2 separate regions of the Mus musculus genome follow, and region 1 is linked to region 2. The links are chromatin contacts, found by Hi-C or POLR2A ChIA-PET in ENCODE. All regions are on one chromosome and are shown on one strand. The core of a region is the stretch at or near the end of the contact, and the rest is flanking DNA. Distances in the headings are between cores, read along the strand shown.

Region 1 (7,585 bases), core at 3,795-6,294, 84 kb before region 2:
GGGGCAGAGCAGGCCTAGAGCCCCAGAGTACAGACTGGGGTGTGGCTCAGTGGGAGACCCCAACCTAGAATTCCCCAGTGGGGGCTGGGAGTGTGGCTCAGTGGTACAACTCTCTTGTTGTCTCAGGCAGGCTGGGGTTGTTACTTACTACCAGAATGTCTGCCTAGCTTGTACAAAGCCCTGGGTTCCATCTTTAAGACAAAAATAAAAGAAATTGATATGTACACACGGTGCTGAAAGCATTCAATCCCAGAACTCAGGAGGCAGAGGTGGGTGAAGCTCTGTGAGTTTGTGGGCAGCCAGAGCCACACACTGAGACTATGCCTCAAAATAAATAAATTTAAAGGGGGGATGGGGAGAAAGTGACAACAAAAAGTAGCCCAGGCAAGCTCTGGGAGCCAGGCCTTAGCTGCCTCAGCCCTTGTGTGATGCTTTCCTGCCAGGGTTAGGACCAGGACCTGCTCCTCTCCCCTCAGGTAACACAGAAGTTACACAGAGCTAACCTCATCAACTTGGCTCCCCAGATGCCCAGGATTTGAAAGGGCAATCACTGCCCACTGAACTTAGCAGGGGCCTGCCAGCCTCCTCAACTCAAAGATATTTTCCAATCCCATGAGTGGGAGAGAAGAGCCTGCAATCTCTCTTGGACAGACAGAGTTGGAGTCCCGTTTTTGCACACTGGGCTTGCTTACCACACTGAGTCAATATAGCATTCTCTATTAAAATTAAGCTTGAGAGCTTTCCCCAGAACTAGGGTATTGATAACCACTAGCCCAGGTTACAGACAGTGGGGCTGGGGGTACAAAGAGATCTTTCTGTCTCTAGGAGTTAACACTTCTGTCTTATTAGCTGAAAGCTTCACACTTGGGAAATGCTCAGCCAACCACTCCACATGAACTAAGGCAGACAAGAGCTCATCACAGCCCAACATTCAATGTTCACTCTACCGCATTTGCCTGCCCGTCACTCAGAGACCCCAGGCCCAAGAGGTTGTACCCACACATCTCTCTGGTCCCTCACCTGCTTTTCTTCCCGGGCTGTCTTCCACTCCTCAATGAGAATCTTCTTCAGGCGGAACCCTTCACGGGTGACTTCCGCCAGCTGCTGCAGGGACTCTTTTTCCTTGCGACCCTTCTCTCTGGGGTTGACACACACAAGTACCACTAAAGACACTCAGGCCCCAGCAGGTTTTCCTTTTCCAGAAGGCTGGGTGACCTGCCAACTCCAGCCACATCCTCCCCATGAACGATGGTGAGAAAGGGAAGTCACAGAAAGGACCCCCCTCAGCCTGCCCCTCCAGGTGCTTCTGACCAAAAAGGCCTCGGATCTGTCCCTAAGAAGACAGAGAGCACACAAAGCTTGCCTGTCCTTAGGACTACAGGACTGTCTAGGAAGTGGTGAGGAACAGGTTTGGAGGTTAGACCCCAAAGTGACCAAGAGGTGGAAGAATAAAACCCAGAGACTCAGGCTGGTCACCCACAGGCTCAGGCTGGTCATACAGGCGCACACCTTTAACCCCAGCACTTGGAAGACAGATCTCTGTGAGTTTGAGGCCAGCCTGGTCTATGTGGTAAGCACCAAGCCAGCCAAGGCCTCAGAGTAAGACCCTGTCTCATAACAAAACAAAAAGGCAAAACCAAAACCAAGAGCCAGAGATCTGTCAGGTGTGCTGACAATTACATCTGTCATTCTTGCACTCAGAATAGACAAGCAAGAAGAACAGCAATTCACGGTTATAACGGCCAGCCAAGCAAGCCTGAGGCTAGTCTGGGCTCCATGAGCCCCCCAAAATAAATCAAAGCCCAATAGGGCAGCATATAGCTGTGTTCCCAGTAACTGGAGGAGGGGCAGAAGGGTCATCTACAAGTTCCAGGCCACCCAAGAGGAGCCTGACACCATTCTCAAAAAGCAAAGCAGGCTGGGCAGATGGCTTGGTGAGTAAGAAAGCATGGTATATAAGCTTGAGGGCCTGAGTTCAAATCCCCAGCACCCACCACAAAAAGCTAGTTGTGGCCATACAGCTAGAACCCCAGGCTTAGGTGGGGTGGAGACAGGGGATTGCTAGAGCTTGCTGGCAACCAGCCTAGCTTAAGAGTTAGTGTAAGACTGTCTCGAGGAATAAAGAGGGAAAGAGAGCAAGAAACCCAACATGTCCTGTCAGCATCCACATGCACACGTCTGTACACGTGTGCTTACTTTACACTTATACATGTACCACACAAACATTCAAAAAAAGAGACTGAAAAAAAAAAAACAAGTACTGAGACTTTAACCTAACTAGAGCTCAGCTTCAATCACGAGTCATCTGTCTTCCTGCACTTACTGTGTCGTTTCGTCCAGGGTTTTTGTTTGTCTGTCTGTTTTGAGACAGGTTCTCTGGCAAGCCAGGCTTCAGACTCACTATGTGAGCCAAGGGTGCTCTTGAGCTGTGATTACAAGCCTTCACCCCCATCTCCCATTTATAAACAGGTAAACAATCTCAACTACCTCAGACCTAGAGGGAACGCTGGTAATGTGGGATCCCAAGGGGCATGGCCATTGGAGTCACAAAAGAATGGAAGGAGCCGTGGGGGCGCACGCTTATAGGAGGTTAAGGAAGGAGGCGCTGACTGGGCCCCCAGAGGAAGAGCCTGTATCTCTAAAGAAACTAGGGAGGAGCTGGAGAGACTTCACTAGCTGATCTTCCTTCCAGAGGACCTGAGTCTGGACTCTAACTCCAGCTCCAGGGGGTCACACGCCCTCCCCTGACCTCAGCAGATGCTACCCCTCTCACACGCACATAACATAAAAGTAAACCTGCCTCCCTAGTGCTGGGCCTGCAGACCTGTGCCGCCACACTCAGTAAGTGACAATCTTAAAAGGCAAAGGCGAGGTGAAAAAGTAAGCGGACAGGGAAGCAGCCTGACTTCCAGGTAGGGGCCCCACCCACCTGCAGGTGTTCTCGCAGACCGTGCCGCTGTTGTACTCGTCTGTGCCATCACAGCAGTCTGAAGCAAAGGTAAGGGCCAAGAGCAGAGTGGGTGAGGTCTCCCCCTGGCTGGCCCGACCTTCCCCAGATCCTGGGAGGACCCGCACTGCACTTACCACATACCCCATCATTGACCCGGCTGGAGAGGATGTACAAGGGCTTGTACCCAGTGTTGGTGCAGTGAAAGCTGCCATTGGGACAAGCAGCTGTGCCTACAGGAAAAAAAAAAAGTTTGATGCGTGTTCCCCACGCCACATTTGTTTGTGGGGGGCTCCAGCAAAGTAAGTGTAACTCGGGTGTGGTGGTGCACGTCTGTAATCCCAGCACTCTGGTGGTGATCACAGGATAACCCGTGGTCCAGGTCATTCTCAGCTACACTGTGTGCTCAAGGCCAGGCTGGGCCACCAGAGACTGTGTCTCCAGAACAAAAATAAACTAAAGCACAACCAAGAAGAAACTGTATCTTCAGGGGCCAGCAACACAATCCTCCAGTATTCCCCAGCTTCTCCGGAGGCCCTTCAAAAAGGCCAGGCAACTCCCCTCCACTCCTCTTTGCCTTCATCAATCCCTAGAAGGCCATTCAGTTTCCCTCCTCCTCCCACTTCTGAGAGGGTCTTCTGTTGGCTCTTCCTGACTCGAAACCTCACCTCCTCCTGAATGCCATTCATGGTTCCTGCAATGACATTTGCTGACTTGGTCATACACCTGGACATTTGTTCCTTTGATAGGGAATGGAAACCAGGACTGGCACCTACAAACACTGCCCCTCAGCTAATCCAAGCCAACAGGGATCTTGTTTCTGTGCCTGCTTCTGCTCACTGAGCAGGAAGCAACAGGAGAGTGAGATCCAAGTTCTTTGGGGCATCTGCGCTTAGCAGGCTCATTTAATGGGCGATGGGCAAATGCAAACGCTCACCAGGCTCATCTGAACCGTCCTTACAGTCGCAGTAGTCGTCGTTCACCTGATCGAATGGGATGGTGGCTGTGCCGTCCAAACAGGTGAAAGGTTTAGATTCTTCATAGAAGTGATGGTCTGGTGAGGGAAACAAGAAGCTCTGCTCAGATCTTAAATAAATATTACCTCTGTCCCACTCACTCACCAGCTGAAATGCTACGGGAAACGGAGGAAAAAGGCTGAAACGCCCCTCCCGATGCACAAAGAAGAGACTCACTGCTGAGGGAAACGCCCCGGGGTCTCTTAACTTCTACAGCCCAACAGAGGGGTAGTAGTAGTAGCAGCAGCAGCAGCATCCCGTCCGGGCCGAGACCGGAAGTGTGTTATGCGGCAGGAAGATACGCGATGGCCTCTCACTGTAGGAAAGAATGAAGAAGCATCTAATCATTGGGAGAAGGCAGCTTACCCAAGACCGGCCTCACCACTGCTTCCGGAAAAGGAGGGCACAATCGGAGTTGGAAGTGCAAGGGCAAGGGGCGTCTCTCCGCCCCGAGCCAGTGGAAGAGTCTCAAAGTGAACTCAAAACCATAGGTCTCTCGGTAAAGAGGTGAAATGGGCAACTCCCGCCAAAGGTTCAAAGGATTTACGATCCCTCCACACCACCCACCCTGCTGCAACCTATAAGAAACTAGGGTGCCTTCCTCCCATCGCTACTTCATCACCTACGCGAGGTAGAGGCAAAGGTCAATAGCCACCACACCAGGTTAGCTCAGCAGCCACGGTTCCTGCAGTAGAATAAGAGAACGGAACGCTCCGGATACGTCACTTCCGTTTTGCTCATCCCTCTTGGCGAACGGCAACTCCGGGACGCCATGTTAGGAGTGGCAAGAGTGCGTGTGCGGGCGCTGAGGCGGCCATCTTGAGTAGGAACATGAAGACCTAACCTTAGAACAGATCGGAAGTGTAGCGCTTAATGGCGGCGTAACGTGCCTCCATCTTGGGAGTGGCGGGTTACTGGCCACTGCCAGCGAACACGCAGGCGTCACGTGACCGCTACGCTCGCGCCTCTCTTTCGCTGGGCCTCTTTGTGGGACCGCCCCTCCGAACCGAGTCAGCCAATAAGAGCAGTGGAGTGTAACGCGGGCGGTTTCCTTGGGAACGTGGGCGGGGGGAGGAAGTTACTTAGCAACCGGGAGATGCTAAGAGGCCCGCAGCCAGGCAGTTAGCAGAAGTGCATTCCCAGAGCCTAGGGAACCAGCGTTTAGGATCCTGGATTATAGAGGCCAACTTGTAGTTATTCTCCTACCCCTTAGAGGCTTCCCGACCTTAACCCGATCACCATGACGTCCCCCCTGTGCTGGGCAGCCGCGACCACCACGGTGACTAGCCCGGAGCAAGCTCCAGCGCCCTCTTCCAAAGCCAAAGGCAGTAAGGTTCACCGAAGCAAGTCTATGGGCCGGGCACAGGCCTGGCCTGCACATCATCCCAAGTCAGCAACCTCCTTCCATGCAATGAAGTCTTCTGTGCACGCACAGGTGCTTGAGTTACAAAGAAAAATCCAACTGTTAGGTAAGTATGGCTGCAGACTGCACCGAAGGATCCGGGATCAACCGTGCCCACCAGGTCTTCTGAGTAGGCGCTATGTGTTTCTCCAGCACGAGTCTATGTGACCAACTTGAAACAAACACTCAAATCTTATCTTTCTTTCCCATTTCTTTGTACTATTACCTCTTCTAATGTGCATATGGGTGAGTGAAAAGCACAGATTCTAGAGTTTGTTTTTCTTTATTTATTGTTCTGTTTTGCGTTTCTGTGGGCAGAGTGCAGTACTCTCAGATGCCAGGAGAAGGCATTGGATCCCTTGGAGCTAGAGTTACAGGTGTTTATGAGCTGACCAATGTGGGTGCTTGAGACTAACAACCTTCCTCGCTCTGCAGGAGCAGCAAATGTCCTTAACCACTGAGCCATTATCCCTCCCACCCAAATTTTATTTATTTATTAAATTATTTTTGAGAGTTAGCCTCATGTGGCCCAGGCTAGCTTGAACTCAAAGGAGACCTAGCTCCACCTTTTTGGGTGATTGGCATGTGCCACCATGCGGGCATCATGCGGTGCTGAGGCTGGAACCCAGGGCTCTATTCATGCTACTCAAGCACTTTGCTGAGTTATATCTTCAGCCCAAAGAGAGTTTGTTTCTCTGGGGTCTGAATCCTTGCTCTGCATAAAAGTTGTTTGATCTTGGGGAACTTAGAGTCATCTAATTGTACTCAGTTTTTCCACCTGTAAAATGGGCATAGTAACTGCACAGGTAGTACTTGACATTCATAAAATGCTCATATAGTGCATTGTTAAGTAGTAGAAAGTAAAAACTAGTGGCTTCCCTGGAGGGGGAGGAGATAATGCTGCCCTTCCCAGAGACTATTTAGCAATGTCTGCAGACTTTTTTATCATTTTGCTGAATGCAGGAGGGTACTACTCCAGTTTATTAGGCATAGGCGAGGAGAAGGCTTTACATGTTATTAGGCCTAATACAGCCCCCACAGCAAAGAATTATCAAGACCAAATATTGCTTATGCCACAGTTTGGAAAAGCCTACTGTGATTTTGCTCATATTATTAAGAAGAAATCTTAAACCTGATAGTGGTGACATACGTCTTTTTTCTCAGTACTCAGCATGCAGGAGGCAGAGGCAGGCAGATCTCTGAGTTCAAGGCCAACCTTGTCTATAGAGTGAGTTCCAGGACAGCTAGGGCTACAAAGAGAAACCCTGTCTCAAAAAAAAAATGAAAATAAATAAATACATAAAAAATAAAAATACTGTAAATTAGACATGGTGGCCCATGTCTGTATTGAACACTTGGGAGGCTACGGTTGGATGATTGGCATTCGTTTGAGGACAGTATTGAGTATCTAGTGAGTTAAAAGCTAACCTGGGCTACAGAGTAAGACTCTGTCTGAAAAAAAAGAAAGAGAGGAAAGAGAGGAAAGAACAAGGAAATGTAGGTCGGCAAGATGTCTCATCAAATGAGGACATTGCTACCAAGCCTGATGACCTGAGTTTAGTCTCCTGGGACCTTGAATTTCTGATCCTCCTGCCTTTACCTTTCTCATGCTAAGAGAAAAAGGTATGATCAAGCATGCTACCTGATTTATAGGATGCTAGAGATTGATATTTTTATCCCATAATAAAAGAAAGTTAGGGGCTGGAGAGACAATGTTGTTGGTTCTGTTTGTTTGTTTGGAGACAAGGTCTCTGAAGGTAGCCTTGGCTGCCCTGGAACTTGATTTGTAGGCTTGGCTGGCCTTGAATTTAGAAACCTGCCTGCCAAGGTCTTCTGAGTGTTGAGGCTGAAGTCGCGCCTCCACACCGGATTGCTTATTCATTTTGTTCTGCTCATTGCTCAAGATCACACTCAGGGCCTCATACAGACGAGGCATGATCTACAGCCGTCACTATATGGGTTTGCTCTTTTAAAAAAATACTTTTTTATCTTATGCGTGTGAATGTTTTGCCTAAATGTATGTCTGTGTACCATGTGTGTTCCTGGTGCCTTTGAAGGTAGGAAAAGAGTATCAGATCCCCTGGAAATGAAGTTACAGACCATTGTGAACTGCCTTGTGGGTGCTGGGAATCAACCTCTGGTAAAGCTGGCCTCTTAACTACTGAGCCATTTCTCCGGTCCCTGATTTTTGCTTTTTGTTTGTTTATCTTTTGTTTTCTG
Region 2 (7,860 bases), core at 2,799-5,298:
ATGCACCTGCGAGCACGTGTTGCATACCTATGATCACATGTACCTGCGAGCACGTGTTACACACCTATGATCACATGCACCTGCGAGCACGTGTTGCACACCTATGATCACATGCACCTGCGAGCACGTGTTGCACACATATGGTCACCTGCACCTGCGAGCACGTGTTGCACACCTATAATCACCTGCACCTGCAAGCACGTGTTGCACACTTATGATCACATGCACCTGCGAGCACGTTTTGTACACCTATGGTCACATGCACCTGCGAGCACGTGTTACACACCTATGATCACCTTCAAGCACGTGTTGCACACTTATGATCACCTGCACCTGCGAGCACGTGTTACACACCTATGATCACCTGCAAGCACGTGTTGCACACTTATGATCACCTGCACCTGCGAGCACATGTTGTACACCTATGGTAACATGCACCTGCGAGCACGTGTTGCACACCTATGATCACCTGCACCTGCAAGCACGTGTTGCACACTTATGATCACCTGCACTTGCGAGCACGTGCTGCACACCTATGATCACATGCACCTGCGAGCACATGTTGCACGCATATGAACAAGTACACATACCACATCTGCACAGGAGGAAAGAGGTCTGTGGCTCAATAGTAGACACTCACACTTTGACTGAGGCCCCAGGATCAGTCAGTTCTCCGTACGAAAAAAAAAAAAAGCTTTTGCTTTGGAGAAGAGGTTTCTGTGCTCAGGGAGCAGTGGGAGAGAAGACGAGAAAAGGCCGTAGATAGAGTCTTTCCTAAGGGCTGCTGTTTTCAGGGACCTCTCTGGCCCGTGAGGATGCAGGTCCCTAAACTTCCCAGCCACCCTTACCTCACCTCCCTGTCACTCTGTCACTCTCCCCAGCTTTCCCTGCTGCTTCTGAGCCTCACACTGGCCACCATCAATGCTCGCTGGCTTGAGGCTCGCACCACGGCTGTCATGCGGGCCCTGCAGAGCATAGAGAAAGAGCGGGGCCTGGGGACAGAGGTGCCAGGCAACTTCCAGGGCCCTGATCCCTACCGCCAGCTGCGGGACAAGGACCCCAAGTACAGTGCTCTACGCCGGAAGTTCTACCACTACCATGGCCTGTCTTCCCTCTGCAACCTGGGGTGCCTGCTGAGCAATGGGCTCTGCCTTGTGGGCCTTGCCCTGGGACTCAGGAGCCTCTAACACAGACCCTGTGTGTCAATAAATGCTTCTTTGGAGATGGCCATGGTCATTTTTTTCACCTCAGGAAAAGCCAGGGGTGTGTGTGTGTGTGTGTGTATACACATGTGTAGCACTCAGAGCCTCAGATTGCCCATACCTGGTGACATGACACATTGGAGTGTGAGCTATTGAAGTTCCAGCATGTCTCCTCTAACAGTGACCATATATTGTGTAACTTCTGTATACCTGGCTCAGCTCTACCCACTGCCCTTCCTGTGTGTTACTGCAGCAACAGCAGGTTCCCACCTCCCAGGCATAATCATATTTCCGATTCTGCCGACACTGGAAGTGACATTATGACTTTCTTTGGCTGATGAGATGTGAGCAGAAGTGTTTACTGGCTGGAGAGATGGCTCAGTGGTTAAGAGCACTGACTGCTCTTCCAGAGGACTTGAATTCAATTCCCAGAAACCACATGGTGGCTCACAACCATCTGTAATGGGATCTGATGCCCTCTTCTGGTGTGTCTGAAAGCAGTGACAGTGTACTCATATAAATAAAATAAATAAATCTTTTTTTAAAAGCGTTTACAAGACAGGCTAGAACATCTTTCCTTAGCCCCTAGCATCCATTCCGAGCTGTGAACCTGGGTGAGTGATATCCTGAAGTCTTTGGGGACTGCTTGTTTCTAGGAATAACTCAGCTCTTCCTAGCTAATACTCTCCGGCACAATTCATGTTAAATCTTTGGAGGCAGCTCTTGTTCCCTTAGGCATCTGAGTGAGCAGTGACGTTCAAGTTTCTGTGTGGTAATGGTGTGTGTGATAATGGTCTGTGTGTATGTGCTTTGAGGCAGGGTCTCTAGCTCAGGCTGACTTGGAATCCTGTGGCCCAAGTTGGCCTGAAACTTGAGAATTTTCCTGCCTCCACCTCTCATGTACTAAAATTACAGATAGGAGCTACTATATCAGTCTCTATATTTTTGAGACAGGCTCTTATTACTATGTAGCCAATCTGATTTAAAACTTACTATGTGACCCAGCTAGCCTCAAATTCATGGCAGTCCTCGTGTCTCAGCTTCCTAGTACTAGGATGACAGAAATACACCATTTCACCTGTTTAGACACACATGCAGATAACTTTGGAGATGGAGTCTCTTCTGAGTTCAGGCTGAACTTGAAGTTACTACATACCTGAGTATGACCTTGAACTCCTGATTTCTGTCTTCCTCTACCTCCCAAATTCTGGAATTACAAATGTTAGCTACCATACCTAAAAGTCTGATTTTTTTTTTTTTTTTTTTTTTTTTTTTGAGACAGGGTTTCTCTGTGTAGCCCTGGCTGTCCTGGAACTCACTTTGTAGACCAGGCTGGCTTCGAACTCAGAAATCCACCTGCCTTTGCCTCTTCCTCCCCAGTGCCAGGATTAAAGGCATGTGCCACCACACCCGGCTCTGTTTGATTTTTTACATTTATTTATTCTTTTGTTTATTGCATGTGGAGATCAGAGGACAACTTGTGGGAATTGGTTCTCCTTCTACTCTGTTGGTCCCTGAAACCCTCATATCAGGCTTAGTAGCAACTGAATTCGAAATCTTGCTGTGTGGACTCTGGCAAATATCTACTTTTCTTTGATCCTCAGTTTCCTTATTTATATATATGAATACACTGTAGCTGTCTTCAGGCACACCAGAAGAGGGCATCAGATCCCATCACAGATGGTTGTGAGCCACCATGTGGTTCCTGAGATTTGAACTCAGGACCTCTGGAAGAACAGTCAGTGCTCTTAACTGCTGAGCCATCTCTCCAGCCCCAGTTTCCTTATTTCTAAAACATGTTTTAACTCCAAGAGCCCTTAGGCATGTTGAACAGAAGAATCTAGCACCCTTTAGAGCCAGACTCCTCCCACGTGGAACGGGGATTATGCCTAGGATTCAGGCCAGCACTGGGGAGATAGAGTAACCACTCTCTATATAAGAAGCCTTGGGCTCCATCCCTAGCACCGTGTAAAGCAGCATGGCTTTGTACACCTTCAATCCCAGACCTTGGGAGGTGGAGCCAGGGGAATCAGTTCACATTTACTCTTGGTACTTAAGGAGTTTGAGGCAAGCCTGGAAAACAAACAAAAAAATTTTAATTTTTAGAATTTTAAATTTTATTTTACATGAGTGTTTTGTCTGCACCACGTGGGCTCTTGCAGTTTGATGAAGTAAGAAGGGTCAGGTCTCCTGGAACTGGAGTTATTAGACACCATGTGAGTCCTGAGACTCAAACTCATATCCTCAACAAGAACAAGTGATTTTAACCGCTGAGACATCTCTCCAGCCCCCAAAAGTAAAAGGAATAAAACTATGGTTACACTAATCTTGTTATGAACCACTCGACAGAGGGAAACATTGAGGTTGAGAGAGGTTAAATATGTCAGGAGTCACAGTCCTAGAAAGGGGAGATGGGAATAGAACTCAGCTGCTGAGGTTTTCCTGTTAACACAGAATGCATAGAAAATGTTTTCTACCTCTAGTTAGGAAAGAGAGGCTCTGATGGGACTTAATGCCTCTTCCCGCTCCTCTGGGCTCTAGCTCAGGACCACAGACTTGCACTCCCAGATCCCTACCACCCCTCTCCTACCATACTACCAGGTCCCATCCTCTCAACTCCCTGCCCACCTCTGACGCCTCTTGAGGTGGCCCCGCCCCTGCCAGACCCCACCTCCGCCTGCAAGGCTCGCCCACTCAGCTAGGACTTTTGTGGCGTCCAAGCCTCCGACAGGCCACGCCCATCTCCTGGCTCCGTTGGCGGCGCCCACACCCGTAAGACCACGCCCACCGCCGGGCGCCAACTCTCAAGGCGCCCCGCCCCTTCTAGGCCCCACCCGCTCACCTCGCCTAGTCTTCTGCGGCCTCGCCCCCTCCGCCTGGGCGGAGCCGGCGCGGGATCCGGGTGTCAGTGTTGGCAGCGCCGGCAGCTGTGGGGCGAGGGTCGCAGCCCTGTGCGGGGCCGTAGCAACTTCGTGGGCGGATCCTGGTGTGCAAGGCGGGACCCGAGGTGAGCCCAGGAGCGAGTGCACCTGCCAACCCGCTGATACGCGCGTGCACTATGACAGGGTTGAACTGGGGTCCGCGCGAGCCTGGGTCCCGCACCCCCTGTCAGTGCTGCTGGCTCTTCTGGGTTCCCCGCACCCGGCAAGCTCTGCGAACGGTGGCGGGGTGGGCGAGAAGCCCAGCTTGGGGCCGAGCGACGGCGCCATATGGTGATGGGGGAGGCACTTGCTGGTGCACGCAGTGCAGTGACTGTTCGGGTGCCAACCTTGAGGGCTAGGGGACCCCTAGATGGCCCAGAAGAGAAGCCGTGGTGGGGCGGGGGCCAGCCTGGAGGCCCTGCCCGACGGACGCCTCAAACCCGTTCTCCCGGAACACAGGGTGGGGTTGGCTGCGTTCTCCTTAGAAATGCACGGAGTAGAGAAACAGAAAACACCGAAGGCCATTGAGAAATACTTTTGCTTGGGCTTCGGAGAGCAGCTCTAAGCTAGACAGCTGGAGAAAGCAAAGTGGGGGCGGGGGTGGGGGAGAGCTTGGAAGAACACCCTAGATTTGGATAAAACAGAATGCTGGAGTGTGGGAAGATATAAACAGGAGGATATGGGGTGGTGGGTTTTGCAGTCATTAAGTGGCTAGGATAATTCTCTTGGATTTGATGACTTTCAGTCCTGTCTTTGTGGACCATGGCTGGGGTGAGTCAGCTTTGGCCAAGAGGGAGCCAGGCCCGGCCCCTTTGACAAATAAAATGGTAGATACCCACTTGGGAGCCTAACTGGGCCTTTAAACCTTATGTTATATATATAGAAATTACCCTCACCCTGGGAGACAGGGAAAGGGTTACAGTGGATTTGGAGAGGACAGGACAGCACCCCAGAGGCAAGCACCAGCTAAATTCAACATCCAAGCCTTGATGGAAGGGGCTCTGTCTAGCTGGCAGTCACACACACACCTACACACCTGGCCATACCAGCTGCTTGCACTGGGCAAAGTCCAGCTTGCAGCCCGTGCAACTTCCTCACCACCACGGCCCCCCAGCCCCAACTGGCCCTGAGTTTTCACCTGTTACCTGGTCCTGCACCTGAAGGGAGAAGATCTGAACCTTCCACTATAAAGGTTCCATATTTCTTTCCTTTTTCTCTTTCTCTCTCTCTGTCCCTCTCTCTTTCTTTTTTCCTTCCTTCCTTCCTTCCTCCCTTCCTTTCTTTCTGAGACAAGTTCTCATATAACCCACCCCAGTTTGGTAAGGAACTTCCAATGTAACGCAGGATGGCTTTGAACGCCTGGTACTCTGTTTCCACTCTGTAGTGCTGAAATTACAGGTGTGCACATCACACCTGGTTTGCTGGGTGCTGGGGCTGAAAACGCAGGTGAGTGCTCTACTCCCCAGCCCTCAGCCTCACCTTTGTGTAAAGATTAAATAGCAACCACAGCCCTCTCACTGTGGTGTTTCTTTCTTATGCACAGCTGTGTCTCTTCAGAGACCCATGCCTGGTGCAGAGACTCAGCAGAAGTTTGTTGATGAATACCACAAGGATCATTAAGAAGGGCACAGTGGTGCACACCTGTAATCCACAGCTCCAGAGGCAGGGATCCACCACATGGGGAGTTTGAGGTCAGCCTGAGCTACCTGAGATCTTTCCTTAAAGAATAAAAGTGGAAAAAATGAGAAGGAGTAGAGAGATGGCTCAGCTGCTAAGAGCAGTTCTTTCAGACAACCTGACTTAGATTCTCAGAGCCCAGGTCAGGCAGTTTACAGCTGCCTCTAACTACAGCCCCGAGGTGGAGCCACGTCCCTGTCAACCCCATACACCAGTCACATATGCAGCCTTAGTCTTACTCCAGAGTGAGACCTTGTCTCAATAAATAAATAAAAATAAATAAAACTTTAAAACTAGGGCTAGGGGATGGCTTTGCAGGAAAAGGCACTTGCTGCCCAGCCTGATGACCTGCGTTTGATCCCAGATCCACGTGTCGGAAGATGTGATTCTTGAAACCAATGGACCCATAGACTCACCCTTACGGAAGCTGCCCTCTTACAGGAGTCCCCTCTTTGACATCAGGATTTCTGGTCTCCCCTCCAAGCAGATCCCACTGAGATGGCATCCGCTAGTGAGCCCCCTGCCAGCCCAAGAGACGCTGCTGACCAGAACTTTGACTACATGTTCAAACTGCTCTTGATCGGGAACAGCAGCGTGGGCAAGACATCCTTCCTGTTCCGCTATGCCGATGACTCCTTCACCCCTGCCTTCGTGAGCACAGTGGGCATCGACTTCAAGGTCAAGACGGTCTACCGACATGACAAGAGGATCAAGCTGCAGATTTGGGTGGGCTGAGTAGTCATGTGGGGAGTGGGAGGGCAGTCAGTAGAAAACCCCAGCACACACACACACAGAACAGCTTGGGGCCGGGAGGCGTCTTTTATCCCTGAGGGAAGTCCACCAGGGTGTGGGAGCATACCTCCCCAGAGCATCCTGGGGAGGCACAAGGTGGACAGAAGGTACTTCTTGGAAGTATCAGTGACTAGTGAGGTATCATTTGGGAACCATCTTGACTCCCATGGGGCTGCCAGGCTCAGTGCTACATCCTGTCCCTAGTCCGGTTGTTGATATCATTACGGTGACAAAGGGACCAGAAGCAGATCAAGATGATGGCCCGAGGCCCAGATGGCTCTTCTTTGTGACTGTTACATGGGTTCTCGGAAACCAGGTTAGGAAGCTCATAGATGAGGGACAGCCCTGCACAGTGGAGTCCGTCCAGGGAAGAGCTGAGTCAGAACTGAGTTTTCAAGATGGGACACGGGGGCTGGTGCTACACGGCCGGCAATGCGCATCAGACTGGGCCATGAGGGAACACCAGTATTCCTCCAATCAGATTGGACTGTGAGGGCAGGGCCATACCTCTCTGTCACACTAGGCCTGTGAAGGGAACACCACTCTTCTCCTATCAGATTGGGCCGCAAGAGTAGACCTGTGTCCCTTTCAGGGTCCCGCAGAGTCAGGTGGGGAGCAGGTGGCCCCTACCTAGCTGACTGACTGCTGTTTGCCCAGGACACAGCAGGCCAGGAGCGCTACCGGACAATCACCACGGCCTACTATCGCGGAGCTATGGGTTTCCTGCTCATGTATGACATCGCCAACCAGGAGTCCTTCACCGCGGTGCAGGACTGGTAAGCACTGGCCAACCACTGACATGCCACGCGTGGGCTTTCATTCTCCCCCTCCCGATCCTAACCTCACTCTCAATGTCTACAACTCTCCAGGGCTACGCAGATCAAAACCTATTCCTGGGACAATGCCCAGGTAATCCTCGTGGGGAACAAGTGTGACCTGGAAGACGAACGGGTCGTACCTGCTGAGGATGGCCGGAGGCTCGCCGATGATCTTGGTTAGTGCCCAACCTCCTAGCTCCATACCCTGTCTTCACCCTTGAATCCCAGTCCCACAGTGGTTACATGAGGATCTCGGGGCAGAGGGATACCAATGTGTTGGGGCTAGGGAGATGGCTTAGTGAGTAAGGGAGTAAGAATGCTTCTGTTGTACAAACATGAGGCTCTGGTTTAGAGTCCCCAGCACCAGCATAAAACACACACACACTCTCGAGCACACACATGCACACGCACACCTCCATGCCTGTAACCCCTGCACTGTGGAGGACTGGG

What was found. A loop is a pair of places that touch in the nucleus more often than their neighbours do. ChIA-PET counts read pairs that join two places held with the same protein, here RNA polymerase II (POLR2A).
Region 1: a loop to region 2 is called in a map of regulatory T cell, with 2.1 times the contacts of the local background. The contact joins the promoter of Ccdc151 here to the promoter of Rab3d in region 2. A Hi-C loop is called at or near these places in 1 of 37 maps with a recorded cell type or tissue (regulatory T cell). POLR2A ChIA-PET finds 5 or more read pairs at or near these places in 2 of 5 experiments (Patski and embryonic stem cell).

The regions. Positions count from the first base shown.
Region 1 is chr9:22,000,093-22,007,677 of GRCm38, reverse strand. It overlaps Ccdc151 (coiled-coil domain containing 151), which reads left to right and starts at 5,044. Exons shown (of 13, transcript NM_029939.3): 1 at 5,044-5,432. The coding sequence starts at 5,204. It overlaps Prkcsh (protein kinase C substrate 80K-H), which reads right to left and starts at 4,690. Exons shown (of 18, transcript NM_008925.2): 1 at 4,590-4,690; 2 at 4,141-4,279; 3 at 3,885-4,001; 4 at 3,085-3,180; 5 at 2,930-2,987; 6 at 1,021-1,138. The coding sequence starts at 4,219.
Region 2 is chr9:21,914,371-21,922,230 of GRCm38, reverse strand. It overlaps Rab3d (RAB3D, member RAS oncogene family), which reads left to right and starts at 4,048. Exons shown (of 5, transcript NM_001324531.1): 1 at 4,048-4,209; 2 at 6,288-6,526; 3 at 7,250-7,368; 4 at 7,462-7,586. The coding sequence starts at 6,299. Tmem205 (transmembrane protein 205) reads left to right here. Exons shown (of 4, transcript NM_178577.5): 4 at 882-1,222. The coding sequence ends at 1,187.